2 separate regions of the Mus musculus genome follow, and region 2 is linked to region 1. A link is a loop called in an ENCODE intact Hi-C map of the cell type or tissue named here. Cell type or tissue: left cerebral cortex. All regions are shown on one strand. Links, peaks and the distances in the headings refer to the core of each region. The heading gives the core; the rest is flanking DNA.

What was found. Hi-C counts contacts between places; a loop is a spot of excess contacts. Peaks named below come from ENCODE experiments on the same cell type or tissue, not always from the same donor. Only the 100,000 strongest peaks of a DNase experiment are listed, where the experiment ranks them.
Region 2: it touches region 1 in a loop (4-fold over the local background); 2 of 42 quality-filtered maps call a loop at or near these places.

Annotation. Positions count from the first base shown.
Region 1 is chr2:122,964,291-122,973,401 of GRCm38, forward strand. No RefSeq gene overlaps it. Among named protein-coding and RNA genes, the nearest start is that of Gm34430, 38 kb to the left of the region's middle. In left cerebral cortex, for the core only: a CTCF peak has its summit at 4,628; DNase peaks (open chromatin) are centred at 4,115, 4,760, 5,098, 5,673 and 2 more places; H3K27ac peaks cover 1,690 bases.
Region 2 is chr2:123,019,813-123,028,923 of GRCm38, forward strand. No RefSeq gene overlaps it. Among named protein-coding and RNA genes, the nearest start is that of Gm34430, 94 kb to the left of the region's middle. In left cerebral cortex, for the core only: no CTCF peak of the experiment used is centred there; DNase peaks (open chromatin) are centred at 3,643, 4,271 and 5,361; H3K27ac peaks cover 1,824 bases.

The DNA.
Region 1 (9,111 bases), core at 530-8,529:
ATACTTTCTCCAAAAAACCCACACCTACCCCAACAAGGACATACCTCCTAACAGTGCCATTTACTATGGGTCTTTGGGAGCTATTTTTATTCAGACCACCATAGTACCCATGTGGAATAGGTGCAATAAGAACATTTTGAGTAGGATTCTGTTTGCCCAAGAATTAAGGGCAAGAATCAACAAAGATGACTTCATTAAACCAAAAAGTTCATGCACAGTTATAGAAATAAATCAATCCAGTTAGGAGGAAGCCCACAGAATGGGAGAGAATTTTTGACAGTTATTATTGGATAGCAGATTAATATCAGAATATATTTACATATTTACATTTACATATTACATTTGCAAGTTGTATATTTTTTTAAAAAGACTAAAACATGTATTACTGAAAATGATATACTTAGAAGTAGCTTATAGCTTTCTTCAAAAGGTTTCAGAAGTGAGAATTTATTAGTCCAGAGTCAAGTTTTTTGGTCTTATATTTTTCCCCTCACTAAGTGTAAAATAATTTCTCATGGGCATACTCCCATTAGCTAGCCTTACAGAGACCAATGCATAAAATCAGAATGTCAATGAATTAATCTGAAGCAAAGAATAGAACAGAAGAAAAAAGTAGATACTTGTGTCTTTTGGACAAGTTTTTTTTTCTCTTTAGCTCATTGTAAGGGAAACTAAACAATAAACAGAATATTGGATTATAAGCATAGATTAAAATAACATTAATTATAAAGTTTTAATGTTTGTGGCATAAATTTTTAATTAAATAAGGCAATCAGGGCCACAAGACATAGGCATGCCATCTTGATAAGAGGCGTCTTCTTATCTGAACTAAAGTTGAACAGTGTTGTTAAGATTTGCTTTGAATAACTAAATACACATACATATAAAGACATGTGATTGAATATACATGTATACATGGACACAAAGACATACAGACACATACATATACACAGAAACATGCAAGCATGTATACATTATAGGAAATTAAGTTATCAATATGCTTAATAATGAATAAAAATTATCTATGGAGAGAGACAGAGATAATTAGAATATATATATGTTTAGTGTATCAGCCCAATTTCTCAAGACCTTAGGACCTCATCATGGGAGAACGGGAAGCCAACAGTGATGTGTTCTAAATATAAGCAGATCTGCAATATTTGCCAGATCTGCAAATATTACCAAATCTGTAAAGATTGATTTTGCAAGACTTCCCCCCTTTTTATACCAGTAACTCTAACTCTCTCTGTGTCTCTGTCTCTGTCTCTGTCTCTGTCTCTGTCTCTGTCTCTGTCTCTGTCTCTGTCTCTCTCTCTCTCTCTCTGTGTACATATTGGAAAAAGAATTAAAAAAATCATTTTCTCCACTGTGATCTTATATTTAACACTCTGTTTGCTAAAATGTGTGTGAGGTTTCATCCATAGTCAGTTCCTCCACATATACATGACAAGCCCCATCCCAGACTGGCCATAGGATGAGAAGTCCCACACCCCCTTCCGTGCATTTAACCACTTGATGTAATGGTTAACAGAATGGAGAGACCCATATTTATTGGCTTATTATTTAATGAAGGGCATGATAATAAACATAGCAGACAGTCTAGTGATAAGTCGCATAGGTTGAAGCTTGAGAGTCCTCAGTGCAGGACTTTCTTTTGCCATGGAATTAGGGCACCAACGTCTGCACATTTGGATTGTGTTCTTGCTGGCTTACCCAGAAACACTTTGAACCCTACTCTTTCATCTGGCTTTAAAATATTTTTTCAGAACATTTTCATAAAACCAGGTGCTTGCAAGAAAAAAGTTAGACAAATGTCTTTTCTGGGGGTTGGTGGTTAGGAATGAGCTTTTAGAGCATTTTTCAAGTTGTCCTTGAACCCACACTCAAGTGATGTCCTGGTTCAGCACCTGTGAGAGTAGTGGAGACTGAAGTATGGGTAGCTGTCGCTGCATCTAGCTTATGTGTTTTCTAGCCTATAAATGTACTGGTTTCAGGCCTCCTAGCTGATAGCCATTGGTACAATATAGCAAAGACAAAGTTTTCAGGATTTGCTCCACTCCTTATTTTTTTGTAGATGCTAAAGCAATAGCAAGTAGGAGACAGGCTTGCTCTCCCCTTGACACATGGGAGAAGATGAAAGAGTAGAACAGTCAACTAGGCATCCCTGCCATCCCAACTACTTCTAAGGGAGGGCTCTACCTTATGCTGAGTCCTCAGGGTACTGTGGAATCAAGATGAAAAGACACTTCCCTGTGGGGTCTTCAGAGCTCAGTCTAGAAAGATGAGACAGCCAATGCAAGAAGTAGGGCCTGGGAATGTACCTCAATGGTAGAGCCCCAGGTGATGATAAGCATCAAGACATTGCTGAACCCTACTCATTAGGAATTCTTATGGAGGCTTCATCACATAGGCATGATGGGTTCTTAACCTATTCTCCAGCTCATCTCCTGTTCCAAGAGGGTGAGGTTGGGCTGAGAGTTCCAAGGTCCTGACCATTATCTGTCATCTGTCTGTCTGTCCATACAACCACATCTTACAGCAATTAAAGTCATTGGTCAAAACAAGGCTCTTTTGGTCTCTAAGGGAAGGTGCAGTATATTGTATCCTGGTTTTCTGGTTCTAGTTTAGATTCTTAAGTTATGTTGATAGGTCAATAGATGTTGTGAAATGAAGATGAGGGCTAACTAACAACACAGTGATGCCTCAACTGTCCCTCCCTGCTCTGTTACAGAGGTTTATGGGCTGGTCTAGTGAGTTTGTTCTCCTCTAAACTCTGAGTCTCTACCCACAACTAGGCTCTTTATTATGTTATAAATAATCTCGAGAAAAGGAAAGGGGGCAGGAACCAGGTGGGAGTGGAGTTCTAAGTTTGGAGAGAAAGGAGAGAGTTTGGAGTAAGTATGGAACAGAAAGTCACAGATGCTATTCCTACACATTTAAAAAATATGAACAAAACACGAGTCTCTCTTTAAGTGTTTTGTGTTTTATGTATGTTTTTTGGGGGATGACACTATTCTGAGATTAGGTAGAATGAAAAATTGTTTTTCTTAGGTTTATGTTTTGTTAACCTGTGTTTTTTAAACATATATATGGTTAGGATAAAGGAAAGCCACAATGGTACCATCTGAGAAGTGGGTTTTGCTCTCATCTCCAATCATGAATTTTCTAGATCTTTTTCCTGTGCGAACACAAGGAAGTGTGTATGGATAACCAATGCCTCGTCAAAAATAGACATCAAAGGGATGGGTGGTATGTGTATTGTTCAGAAGTACTGTTAATATTTAAAATGGTTCTGTATAACACATGAGTTTATACATATATGTAGAGTTGTCCTTTGATATCCTCAAAAGATTGATTCCACAATGTCCTGCAGATGTCCAAATTGAGAATGTCCTAGTCTCTTCCATAAAACAGTACAGTGTTTACAACCCTTGCAATCCTCCTGGGTGCTTTAAATCTTCATTGCAGGTTACTGATAACATCCTGCATGGTGAGTGCTACCTAGACAGGTGTTACATTGCATTGTTTGGGTAATAGTGATGAGAAAAAGGCCCTGTACATGTTCAGTTCAAATGCATTTATTTTTTCCTCAAATACATCCAATCTGCATTGCATTGACTGACCCATATATATGAAACTCACAAATACAGAGGCTGGCTCAGTGCACAGTTGCCTAATTAAGGGTATTAATCATGTTTTCATAAGCATCACAGAGGCATGAATGGCAAGGCATTGTGTCACTGCTATCTAAGTGCAGCTGTGTTTTGATGCAATTTGGTATTGCAGGTCACCAGAGGCCAATGCTGTCTGCCATTTGCTGTCAGTGGTCTTCACGGTCTCTGTTTCTTACAGCATGGCATGGTCAAAAGAAAAGGCAAATAACAGACAGAGTGGATCACCATGAAATGAAATCTGAGGAAAGGCCGAGAGAAAGGAAGATTGTCGCTGCTCTGCGGCCTGTGCTCAGTGACGCTGTTGGTTCTTTACGCACATCTCACATATAGCGTCTCTGCAGTGCATAGCCTGGAGTCCGATTACACAAAATTCCATCAAGAGGCCACGAGCAAGAGACACAGTGCAGACTTTGGAGTATTAGCTCAGAAAGCATCTGAATAGCAATTTCGCTCTCAAGGGCCCTCCACTGTACTTGCTCATACAACATTCGCATATTTTTTCATGTTCTCCCAGGTAAAATGAAAGTGGTTTCCTCAAGTGTGCCTGGATAACCATAGAGATGAAAGTCAGTTATCTCTTCTCTTGGTCTCCTCTCTGGACACTGCTCTTTACACAGCAGCTGTTTGAACCTCAAGCCTCTGGGAACCACATAACAAAGCCTGGCGGTGATTCTTTTTAATATCGCTGATAGAACTCCGGCACTAATCTTTTTCAATCATAGTTGGGTGGGGTGGAGAAGAAAATCCCAGATCGGAGAGATGGAAGTGATTCCCTCATAAGACATCTTTATTTATTTATTCAGGCTTTTTCCAGCTCTCTTCTCCATCTAGATCTGCCTCCTTACCATCCCTTCAGCTGAGAAAGTAATTATAGACAACACTGAAGAACTTATAAACACTTCCCAAGCCAATTTATGCTAGAAATGAGCCTGTAGGAAGGAAAGGGCTTTGCAGCAGTTTAAAAAAAAATCTCTGAGCCTGGCTGGCATGTCAGGACTAAGGATTTGATCCATAAAAATTTCCCAAACAGCTCTACAGAAATTCTAGCCATATGTTTGCAACGTTGAAAATGCATATCTGAATTGAGATAAACCTGGCATCGAAGCGCATGCCATCGATGCAAATAAACCACTTTCTCACAAACGCCATTTACTTAAATGAGGAGCTAAGTTAAATATGGAAGACTAGCAATGTCTCACTTCAGCAGACTGCCTGGAAGAGAATCTATGGTTTTGAATTGTGCTCGGGTCTCATCCTGCACTAGGCTGTGCAGGGTGGCTGAGTGTCAACCCTAGGTAGGTCTTCCTTCGTTGGGCTTGACTTTGATTCTTCTGATTATAGGGAGAAGCCTGTTTGCAGACATCTCGAGTCAAAGAGCAGGAGAGAGGATTTAGTTATCGTTTGTTTCCTATCACATCTCTGTCACATTGCCTTCAGATAATATCTGCTGAGTCAGAGGCAGCCTCCCACATTTTCTCTGAATTCAAACTTGCTTCAGTCACTTCTGTGATTTCAAGCTGGCAAGCATATTAGCATACACACAGGGCAGAAGTGTGTTGTCGGCAGCCTCTTGCAAAGGCCATCAACCTTCTGGGAACTGTCAGCTAGCTACTGCAGCAAAAGATGGGGAGGTGTTCTGACCTCAGTATCTCCCTTAAGCCTGACAGACTCCAATCTATAACTTTCTTTTATCACATGAGAGTAAACAAAGGATATTTTCTATTATTATTATTATATTATTAATATTATTAGATTTGTTTTTTTACTCATGCATGTGATTATCAAGCAAGCAAAATTCCTAATGAAAATACAACCAGGAAATAATTGTTAAGGGTTAAAATTTTCTTTGTGAAAACCACTATAATGCTTTGCATTATAGCATGTTGTATGATCTATAAGTTCTTGGCAGCACTTTGCTTAAGGACAGGTGTCCCACCTGTGAGAAGGAAACACCATTACAGGATGGAAACAGAAACCACATGATCCCTTTAGAAAAATGTTCCAGGGCTACCCTTTGCGAGTCCACTCAGTAATGGTCAGGAGCAGAAAGCCTTAAGAGATAGGTTGAACCGAGTACTATTGATTAGAGGAACTTGCTTCCTGAACATAATGGCATTTTAAAATGCATGCTGTTGTAAAACTTGGGTATATAGTAATGTCAATAAGTCAAGAGATAGTTATCACTGAAAAGGTAGTCTGTCACTCACAGTTCAGAAGGGGAATGGGCATGCTGTGACATAGGGGGCACATAAAGATGCCAGTTAGTAGTCCAAGGTAGGTGAGGAGTTTCTGCCAGAGAACATGACCTAGTTTAAACAAATTCATTGATCTCATTGCGTAGAGAGAAACTTTGTGCTGGATGGTGTTTGACCTCGAGGGTAATAATGGCTGGTGTCAGTCTGGAGAGATGGCTCAGAGGTTAAGAGCACGGGCTGCTCTTCTAAAGATTCTGAGTTCATATTCCCAGCACCCACATGGTGGCTCAGGACCATCTATAAAGGGATCTGATGCCCTTTTCTGGTGTTCAGGTGCATATGCAGCAGAGTGTGGATACATAAAACAAAAAAACAAATAAATAATGGCTGATGTGTAGTGTTCCGGAGTGAAGTCTGACAGTCTTAGGGAAAGTGGTTGGAGATGTGCGTTCTGGGTTAGCTGGTTTGCTTTTGAAGCCTGTGCTTCTGGGAGGAGATCTCTTCCTGAGGATGGAGAGTGACAAGGGCAGATAACACAAGGTGGTTAAGATATTGAATTGCTTAGACTAATGTAGGTCTTCCATGCCTAATTCAGAAGGCATGCCTTATTTATTTCCCCTCGTTCTCTCTCCCTCTTCTGGGAAGCTGGAAAGATTGACAACTTGTATACCCTGGGGTTTTTCCTTTAAACACTAAGATTGTTTCCAAGTTTCCGAAAAACCCAACCAAACAAAAAAGAATAGGGTAGAGTTGACATATGGATACAATGCACATGTTAGAGCAAGTTCACACAGAGGCACAGTCTGTGGAGAATACCAGAGACAAGTATTCTAGAATCAGAATATGTAAGCATGAAGCTTGGCTTCTCAATACATATTGGTCATGTAATGTATATACATTTTCACAATTAATTGAATGGATACAATAACCCAAAGGTTCAGAATTGACTTTATGCCCCATTTTATATTTGGTATAAGTGAGGCCTAGAGAGAAAGGACAGATGTGATTCTTAGAATAGTACCTGGCAAGTGCCAAAAAAGTGTTTACAGTGTAATTACTATTCTCATGCTTTTCATTTTCTAGTAATCTAAGCCAGCTGGGAACCTGTTTACACACATCTGATGGGTGAAGTCAGTGCTATTACTATCTGGAACACACATTTATACATGGTGTGCAATTATACAACAAGGACCCTCCAGACTTTTCAATGAAGCCAGTAAGTGACATGGTAGATGGATCTGCTTGGAAGCACTCACATGCAGAAGATGGTTCATTTACTGGCCATGATGAGTTCAGGGTGTGAGACTCTGCAAACATAGCCAGGGTGAATACTTTTATCTGAGAAGCTTTCTGTAGCCTTAGCCTGGGTACAGAGAGAATTTTCCTTCCTTCACCATTAGAAGTTGAGTCTTTACCCAAATACCACATCCTCAAGTTAGGCTTCTAGAGTAGAACTAAACCTAAGGTCACGAGGACAGATTGGATGAGACAATTTACAATTGTGAGACACCTTCACAATGTGACAAAGGTCAGGAATGCACAGGCACAGTATGGACCAAGCAGCACAGGCTTGAAGGGGCAGATGCAGGAGATTCATCAGAATTCCAAATGGGGCATCCAGCCCACACCTGGCTGCTGTCCTTATTTGGCTCCTCTGAGTCTTGGCTATATTTAAATCCCAATGTCTGGGACATTTCTGCTTGTTTCATCTGAGATTTAAATAGAGGACTCTTAGGTTATTCAAGGAAGAACAGATTTGTAGACAATAGCTTCTAGTGTTTAACCATTTTTCACTCTCTTTAACTATCTTCTTTGTTACATTTGAATTTTAGGGGAGTTGGGGAGGCAACAGATGCCTTTATCCTTCCTGGATATTTTCCTTGGTTATCCAGCAAGCATGTATGCGTAGCATGACTGCCAGGTCCTTTAACGTAACACTTCCATATGACTGGATTCAGGGGGAGAAGGGGCATTGTGTGAGGATGACCCTTTGGCAGGGAAAGCTGAAATAATTTGGAAAGCTTGTGTTATGTGCTCACCTGGTACAGACTTTTTTCCTGATCACATGCTCATAGACAGTGGTGTGAATGACCCTGTGGGGACTGGTCTGGGTTCAGAATGTTCCACTGATCTGATTACAAGGAAACCGTGACAGTGAATAATTAGGGCCCTAGATGCTGCTTCTAGCAACGACCAATGTAGTAATCACTCTTCCTGAGAAGAGTACCTGGTAGTCTGGAAACTAGTGAACGGAGCCTGGCAGATACAGGATGTATGTTTTAGAGAAGCATAAGCCTAAAATAGCCAGCAACACCCCAGATTCGATTTGCTACATAGTAGTATTTTAAACAAGGCTCTCCCATCTCCAAGTTCCTTGGTGTATTAATAGGTCTTCAGAAGGAGTCCAAATGAGAGCATTGTGTTCTTCAGGAGAGCAGAAATGATATGTATGTAGTATATGAACGTTTGAAAGATGTTAGTTGCAGTTTTATGTCATATATAATTACTTAAAATATATATTTATTTATGTTTTATTAATTCTTTGAGAATTCCATAGTGTATTTTTATCACATGCAATCACCTTCCCCTGATTGCTTTGAGAGCTACCTATAATTCACCATGTCATCTGAAATTCTAGTACTCTTTTAAAAGAAAACAATTCACCAAGTCTAGTTTGTGCTGAGCATATATTCCAAGGTGTGGTGACATCTACTGGAACATGGTAGACCTACTAAGGCCCACACCTTTAAGGACAATTGGCATGCCCTACCACAGAAGCTATCAACTGTCAATAGTTCCTCAGTTAGAAGGTAGCTCTTGAACCCCTTCCCATTCCACGTCGGGCTATTGATTAGCTTGGTCTTGTGAGGTTCTAGGGAGCAGGAAGAAAGTGATTGGTTATCTCCTTAGCATCTGTGCCACTACTACATGTCTTACCATGCTTGTCATTATTGTAGTTCACATGGCTCATAGCTTGCCCCAGCTACCTGTGTAGGATCTTACCATCCAGGTCTGGTAGGCAACCTTGAGCAATGGCAACAGTCTGTATCATTTTTTGGAGTCTCTGTGATATCTCTTACCAATATTTGGAATTGATTTGTGTGCAGGGTAGGAGGGAAGCCCCAAGTCTCATTGTTCTATATCCAGTAGTTGTCCAGCTTCCTGACTTGTTAAAGATGCTGTCTTTTCATCAATGTATGTTTTTGGCATCTTTGAAAAAAATCAGCTGGCTGTAGGTATTT
Region 2 (9,111 bases), core at 619-8,618, 56 kb after region 1:
AGGAGAGATGCATGCTGGATAAGAACTAGATGATCTACTAAAGAGGAGCATTCTTCTTTACTCTTAGGAAACCTGGAACTAAAATCATTAATTCAGCTTTACATACGTGCTTTCCTTCCCATTCCAGCCCTTCTCTTACCCTCTTGTGGAAACTGTTACTGCTCTGAGGGCTCAATAATGGCCCATGTATCCTGTAAGTGACAGGTTATAGAAGAAGCACTTTTAACATGTGGTGCCCAGTGACCCTCAAAAAAAGTAGTCTTAATGTTTGCTTGTATTAGATCCACATGAGACTTAATTCTTTGAATAATATCAAATTGGAAACAAATTAAGAAATAGTTTTATTCTTTTGTCATAAGGTTTGTGTTTGGGGAAATTAATTGAAATAGAATACTCTCAAAAAATAATTTGTGTTTATTTATAATGCCTGCTGTTTACATGGACCAAAATTATACATTTTCATTTGCCGTTCCTCTGTACTTGTGTATGTGTGTGTAAATGTGGTGTAGGTGTGTGTATGTGTTTGTGTGGAGTGTGCATATAAGCATGTGGATTCGAGTGTTCAGATGTGTGTATGCGGAGGCACGAGGTCAACATTGGAGGAATTGGAATACCAATTCCTTAATCAGTCTTCATCCTAACATCATTTGGATTATCTATTTATTTATTTATTTATTTATTTATTTATTTATTTATTTATTTATTTGCCTCCTCCTCTATTTGCTCAGTGTGCTCCAGCGCTCTGCCTGTCTCTGCCTCTCCAGCTCTGAGACTGCCAGTGTATACCAGTATGCAGCATTTTTTTTTAAACTTTACTTATTTTTCTTTATTACCTTTTTTTTTTTTTTCAGAGACAGGGTTTCTCTGTATAGCTCTGGCTGTCCTGGAACTCACTCTGTAGACCAGGCTGGCCTTGAACTCAGAAATCTGCCTGCCTCTGCCTCCCAAGTGCTGGGATTAAAGGCATGTGCCACCACCGCCTGGCCTTTTTCCAATTTTTTATTAGGTATTTTCTTCATTTACATTTCAAATGCTATCCTGAAAGTCCTCTATACCCTCCCCACACCCTGCTCTCCTACCTGCCCACTCCCACTTCTTGGCCCTGGTGTTCCCCTGTACTGGGGCATAAAAAGTTTGCAAGACCAAGGCAGCATGCAGCTTTTATGTGAGGGCTGGAGATCAAATTCACGTCTTCACTTGGGCAGCAAGCACTGCAGGGGCTGAGCTTCTCCCTACTCTGATCTTTCTTTTATATTTCCCTGTTTTCTGAAAACTTGAGCTTTTTGCCTTTTTATCATTTAGGATGTGACTTTGGCATGGGGAGGGGGGGTCTGGTTAATTTCATTAATGGTCTTAAATTTTCACCTCCTCCTATATTCTTTATACCTATTGCCTGTGACTTAGGAGTTCCCCTCAAAGACAGCTTACTCATCTCATAGGGATTCAAATGGCTTTTGTTACTACAAGATACATAAAGTAATAGGGTTTATTTGGTTCAGCATTCAGGAAACTCTAGAACATGATGCCAGTGTCCTGGTGAGGTTTTTCTGAATTTGTCACAGTATAATGGAGAAGAAGAAAGAAACAGGCTGTGAGCAAAAGGGCCTGAGCATATGTGGCATGGCCTTGCTTCCTAACTCATGAGAACTGAACTCGCTCCACAGGTCCAGTATCAAGGTGACACCCTGTGACCTAATTATATGTCTCCAGGACCACCTTCTTAAAAATTTCCCATCTTAGTGTCACTCACTGTACTGCAGACTGAGTTCAGCGTCTGCAACTCATGTACTTTGAGGACCAATCTCACCTGGACTTTCATACCACATCATGTACTTTGATCAGTGGTGAGGCAGGACGGATCTAGCATTACTCTGGGGCCTGTGCAGCTCCATTCTTCCTGTGCCTCACAAACTTGCTGAAGGGTGAGAGGCTGTGTAAAGGACCAAAGGCCATTCCAATCAGCAAGTATTAGCTGCTTTCAAGACTGAACAAAAGATAAAACAAAAATAATATAACCATAATTACCACTACCACAACCAACAACACCACCAACACCACTGCAACAACAACAACAACAACAACAACAACAACAACAAAACATCTATAAAGTACTGTAATCTCCATAGTAAATCTTCTTGATTATTGCCAGATTTTATCATTCAAAGCATTTATATACTTTAGCATATTTTTCATGCCTTGTACTCTTAAATGTTCTCTCTAATGATTTCAAGTGTTTTAGTTCCTACAATTTTCCTCTCATCACTGTGTTGCCAAAGCTAGAGTTTTCTGTTGATATATTTATTGCAAATAAATTTTGCATGTTTAGATTTATAAATTGATTTTTATGACTTACTCTAAAAAGAAAACGACACTCTTGAGGAATATAGATAGGGAAAGACACAAGCAAACCAGAGCACCCAGCACTCTTCTTCATGAGCTTGACCAGTTGGTGTGTGTGTATGGGGCACGTGGAGCAGTGGGTCTGTGGTGATGTCAGGGGACTTTTATCTCAGACTGTAATGGTAGGGGACTTTTATCTCAGATACAGTACTATCAGAAAAGGTCCTGTAACTTTAGGTGAGCACACCAGGGGCTTCTGTCAGTGTGGTGCTCTTGAGGCACAGGACAGGAAACAATTTCTCTATAGCATCTCCTAAGAGCTACAGCAGGGCACAGCAAGGTAATTTCTATTTACTTGGGGCAATTCCTTTTGGTTCCTACTGCTCTAGCACCATTTTAATCATCACCAACTTCCACTTTAAAAAGAGTTATCCTCTAGCTGGCAAAGCACAGGGTGTTGCTCATGCTGCAGCAGGACACGGTGATGGTAGCTACTAGACTGGGCACTAAGGGATGAGAACAGGTGCATTTTGCATTTAGTGGTACCTACAGTGTTGAAGATACAGACTAATTATTTTGGTGTGCCAATGGTCATCTTCATGAATACAGACGACCTCCATGTCCCTCCTTCAAAGTTGTGTTCTTTAATAGAGACGTAGTAGCAGACAAATATGCTTTCTTGTCAGCTTTAGGACCAGCCATTATACCACCTAGTCACATAGCAGAACTCTGGGCTATCACATTTGTTTCACTAGAATAGAATCATTGTCGGGCATATCCTAGGGAAGCAACTTGGTGACTCACTTTAAACCCAAGTAGCATAGGCCTTAGTAGGGCCCATGCTAAGAGAACAATAGGAGAAGGATGTGGAGAGTGGCTGGCAGAAGCCCACACCTTTCCTGTGTTATTGACAGGTCACATGGGAGATGCCATTGCTTGATGGTCTCACTTGGATGTTGTCATCTCTCAAACAGCCTTCTGAAAGATCCTGGACATTTGTGCAGATTTGCAGAAGCTTATCCTGGGAAGGACTTTAATTAGATCTGAGGAAGCCTCAGTCTGTCTGTCTCCAGACATTTGTCCACTAAGCTATAGGAACCACCACAAGAAGGAGACTGTTTGGCCTCTGTGATTTAGTCTTGTCATTTTCTTGAACTAGTACTACAAGGTGTGATCAGCTGACTTCCAGTTCTGAGATCAGTAAGAACTACAGTAAGAAAAAGAGGTTTATCTGAGCAGTGGAAATCAGTCATTTCACATGAGTCTATATCTGTCTTCCCTCACTTGGATTCACTTTCCCTGGTGAAAATCTTCCAGGAGAGCCTCAGAAGTACTGGGTTGAAGAATCAAGGGAAACAGTTTTGGAAAAAGTAAATAGAAGTTGGCTATGTAATGGGACTTGAGTTGTGGAGGTTGGAATGATATGGTGGAGTGGATAGTTTTCACTCTTTCTGGAACTGAGTAGTTAGAGGCACGAACAGGGGACTATTTTGAACAACATCACAATAGTGTAGGCATGAGGTGATAAGGATTTAAAGCAGGATAGAAGCAGGACAGATAGAAAGAAGAAAAGTGATGTACAAAAACCAAAGAAACACAGAACATGCTACAGACTAGCCACCACCATGATGGGGTGACAGTGACAGTAGACAGAAACCACAGTGGGTGTGTTAACAGCAGCTTAAGCCTGACACCTTGCCATATGCCATGCACCAAGTTAGCACAGTCAGTTCAGCCTGCTAAACATCCTGAGAGGTAAACATTCTACTTACCAAGTAGTGGAGAGTTACAGAGGTGAGGTTGAGAAGTTTTATCATTCGTCAGTGGTAAGACTTACTTTGAACATCTGCAGAGCCCCAGGGACCAAGAAGTGTTATGGGAGGTTTGGTAGAGAAGATCATGAGGAGGCAGCAGACAGCTGCTTCCCTTCTGAATCTCAAGGTTGTGGGTGGCTCGTGGGAGGATGTGAGAAAATGAGTGGGCCTGGCTAATCAGGAAGGCATCTGGCATGTGACAGGAGAGGGTCGCCAATTGGATGCTTTAGGGACTTTGAATAGCTCGGGTGCCTGAAGTATTAATTTCAAAAAAACCAAGTGGTAAAATCACTTTCTGCCATCATTTGAAATGGGTGTCAAAATCCTATTAAAAAGCAGAGGATGACTGGAGACTCTGCACTCAAGAGGAAAAACAGTTTCTAGCTTTTGTAAAATAACTATTGAACATGTCAAGTATTTACTTTCCATTGCTGCTATAATGATGCTTCAATATCTCTCATGGAGGGATGAAATGGGGAGGGAGAAGCATTTATATAATGCAAAAATGAAATTATGATGCCAAATATTCTTCATAACAATTTTGAGTCAGTTCCTGAGCAGGTCTGTGGAGGCTGTTAAAATGTGAGATTACAGCAGAAAACCAATTTCAATATAAGCCTATGGAGATCCTATTACAACGTAAAAGTGAAATGTTGCTACTGTATGTTATACCCTTCCCCCAGAAATGGATAGAAAGCAATACAAGCCCTTCATGCCTATGTAATATTTTTGTCTAGCATGTATTTGTTGATTGAACAACATTCTCCAAAAGTAAGCTGACACAGCATCCCTACCTCAAATGCCAGTTATCTTACTGAGAATAATATTTTATTTAAAGGGATTATGCTGTAAGTCACCTGGGTAAATTTCAAAGCAATCAAATTCAAAGTATTGGGCTATAACTGGCTAACATAATTGAGAGTGAGGCAATCAGATGTTTAGTGTACTAATGATTCCCAGTCCTGGTGACGTCTTAGACTCATATAGGGGATTTGAAAGGATACCCATGTCCAAATTATACCCCAGAGAAAGTCTAATGTACTCTTTGTGGTTTCATGGTATTAGTATTCTAATGTTTAATACTGATTTACATAAACCCTCAAAGCCAGATTCAGCGGGGTCCTCTGTATGTGCTACCCAAAAAAATCAGAACGAGAACTGCCAGCCATAAGCAGAAACTGCATGCAAATTGATACAGTCACTTATGCCAAGTCCTCCCTCACCCCAGCTGCTATATCAGTTTCAAACTTCGATGGAGGAAATTTTGAGTAATGGGTGAGGGTAGAGGTGGGAGCATTTGAGGCTACTAAGGGAGTTGCATTTATAGTGGCTCACACTCCAATTTTATCTCTTACTAAAATCCTATTAGCCAAGCTAAGTATATTGCCCGACTCTAAGAGGATCATGATATTCTGGACCTGGTGAGTTTTCCTTCCTGCTTTGAGTTTAATCAGGGATCATTACTGATTAGAGTTTAAGCTGATCAAGTTGTGAGACTCCCATTGGTGCATCTGGTCCAGCTGTAACCATAAGATCCAAGTTTGCCAACTTGGTAGGGCCTTGTATCACTTGCCTGCATTGCTATAAGCAATGTAAAGAAGCAAATACACACCATCATCAACAAGCACTGCCACCTTAAGCCTTGGAGGGACTCTGACTTAGAAGGAAGTTATATCTAGGAAAGTAGAGTGCAGAGATCAAAGAAAGCTGGTTCCTTAAGACACTCTGTAGCCATGGCAGATATATGGTTTCCTTCTTATATGAGTTAATTTTAATTTAAATTGTTTAAGAATGGAGGAAAGTAGTTTATAATGTAAATTTACAATTCAAATATACATGTGAATATTTTCTAATGTTAAAATAATTATAGATATTACATATTTTTAGGTTTTTTTATACAAGGTCTTATGTATCTCAGACTGACCTTGAGATAGCTATGTAGCTGAGGCTGGCTTTGAACTCCTGATCACCTTGGTTCCATTTCTCAATTGCTGGAAAATGGGCATGCATATAGCACCGTGTTGTGTCCAGCAGGCAGACCACAACCTGGGTTCTAGCCTGGAAAGGCATTTTGGAAACCTGGAAGAGAAGAGGGGCTAGGTGGCGAGAGAAAGGAATGTAGCCAAGACAGTTACTCTGATCAAGGCTCAAATTTTATTGTTGCGACACTAGTTATGAAGGAAGGGGGAGGGGACCCGATTCCCGCCGAATAATCTCTGGTCCAGTAGAAAGGTGCACGTGTGTGGCTCCGCAGGTTCTAGCAGTGGGCGTGGCAGAACGAATGAGCAGGAAGCTCCACCCCTGAGCAAGCAGGTTTCAGGCTGGGGGAGGGGAGACTACAGCACCATACTCCGTTATTGGGTTTAAAAAAATGACTATTAAAAATGAGAAAAGATAAGAAGACTTCCAGAAAGTAGGTTTTATGACTTACTCTTTGCCTCAAGTCCTAAGTAAGTGTTTGAGGATGTATTTTTCAGTAATTCTTGGTGAATAAATTTAGATGGTTGGGAAGAAGAGAACATTCACAATGGAGTTTAGGGACATGACCAACCTATTTTCATGTCAATTCAAAGACCTTCAGCTAAGGAAAATCTCCAACTCCAAGTTCTCTCCCTTTAGTAAAGTTAAGAATTCGAACATTATCTCTAGAATTATTTCAGCACAAACTGAGAGATCATTGCTGCATGCTCTAATTCATATGTGGAGTTTAGCAGCAGATATTTAGATTTATGTATTTATTCTTGAGTACCTGTAGAATTAGTTAGGGGCCAGTGGTAGGGAGAGGGAGGTAAGAACTTAAAGGAAGGGGTAGTAGAACACAGGTGATATTTCGGAGGAGTGATAATGAGGAGTGTGGTGGTTTCAATAGGAATTACACTCATAGGCTCATTTATTGGAATGCTTGGTCATTAGAGAGTAGCATCACTTGAGAGGGATTAGGATGTGTGTCTTAGTTAGTTGGAGTAGGTGTGGCTTAGTTGGAGTAGGTGTGGCATAGTTGGAGGAATAGGGTCACTAGAGGTGGGCTTTGGGGTTTTAAAAATTCAAGCCTCCTATTAAACAATGGGGTAAAGAGCTAAACAAAGAATTTTCACTGGAGGAATATGGAATGACTGAGAAGCACCTAGAGAAATGTTTAAAGTCCTTAGTCATCAGGGAAATGCAAATCAAAACAGCCCTGAGATTCCACCTCACATCAGTCAGAATGGCCAAGATAAAAAAACTCAGGTAACAGCAGATGCTGGTGAGGATGTGGAGAAAGAGGAACACTCCTCCATTGCTGGTGGGATTGCAAGCTGGTACAATCTGGAAATCAGTTTGGTGGTTTCTTAGACAATTGGACATAGTACTACCTGAGGACCCAGCTATACAACTCTTGGCCATATATCCAGAAGATGCTTCAACATGTAATAAGGACAGATACTCCACTATGTTCATAGCAGCCTTATTTATAATAGCCAGAAGCTGGAAAGAACCCAGATGTCCTTCAACAGAAGAATGGATATAGAAAATGTGGTACATTTACACAATGGAGTATTATGCAGCTATTAAAAACAGCAAATTTATGAAATTCCTAGTCAAATGGATGGATCTGGAGAATATCATCCTAAGCGAGGTAACCCAATCACAAAAGAACACACATGATATGCACTCACTGATAAGTGGATATTAGCCCCAAAACTCCAAATACTCAAGATACAATTCACAGACCACATGAAGATCAAGAAGAAGGAAGACAAAAGTGTGGGTGCTTTGGTCCTTCTTAGAAGGAAAAAAAGTACTCACAGGAGCAAATATGGAGATAAAATGTACAACAAAGGCTGAAGGAAAGGCCATCCAGAGACTGTTCCACCTACATTCCATATACAGTTACCAAACCCAGAAACTATTGTACATGCTGACAGGAGCCTCATATAGCTGTTTCCTGAGAGGCCCTGCTAGAGCCTTACAAATACAGAGGTGGATGCTCACATCCAACCATTGGACTGAGTACACGGTCCTCAATAGAGGAGTTAGAGAAATGACTGAAGGAGTTGAAGGGGTTTGCAACCCCATGGGGAAAACCATATCAACCAACCAGAACCCCAGATCTCTCAGGGACTAAGCAATCAACAAAGGAGTACACATGACTCCAACTACATATGTAGCAGATGATGGCCTTGTCAGGCATCATTGGGAGGAGAGGTCCTTGGTCTTATGAAGGTTTGATAGATTCCTCAGTGTAGGGGAATCGAGGGTGGGGAGGTTGGATTGGGTGGGTGAGTGGAGGAACACTCTCATAGAAGCAGAGCAAGGGAGGATGGGATAGTGGATTTCCAGGAGTGGGGAAACCAGGAAAGGGGATAACATTTGAAATGTAAATAAAGAAAATATCCAATAAAACATAAGTAAAGATAAAAAACGTGTAGATAATATAACAAACAAACAAACTAATAATTCAAGCCAAGTCCAGTGGCTTGTTCTTCCTGCTGCCTTTGGATCTGAAAGTAGAACCCTCAGCTACCATATCTGTGTGTGCCTCTGTTCTCCTCACCATAAAACCATAAGAATAATGGACTAAACATCTGAAAATATAAGCAAACTTCAAATAAATGATTTCCTTTATATTAATTGTCACGGAAATGGTATTTCTTCACAGCAATAGAACATTGACTAAGAAAGAGAGTGAGACTTACATGGGAAGGGGAATGGGAGATTAGGACAGAAGAGGGGGAGGTTGGGGAAAGGGCAACTAACTCTTAAGATGTTTGAAAAAGCTATATTCACACCTACTATTTTATGATCTTCATATGTATTGGTATAAAATAATTTACTTGAGTTACCCTACATCAAGGATTATGCTCAAAACAATATAAGCTTTGCCATTGCTCTTGGTCTCCTCCCAGAACAATGCATACAAGAGACCACACACACACACACACACACACACACACACACACACACACACACACACACA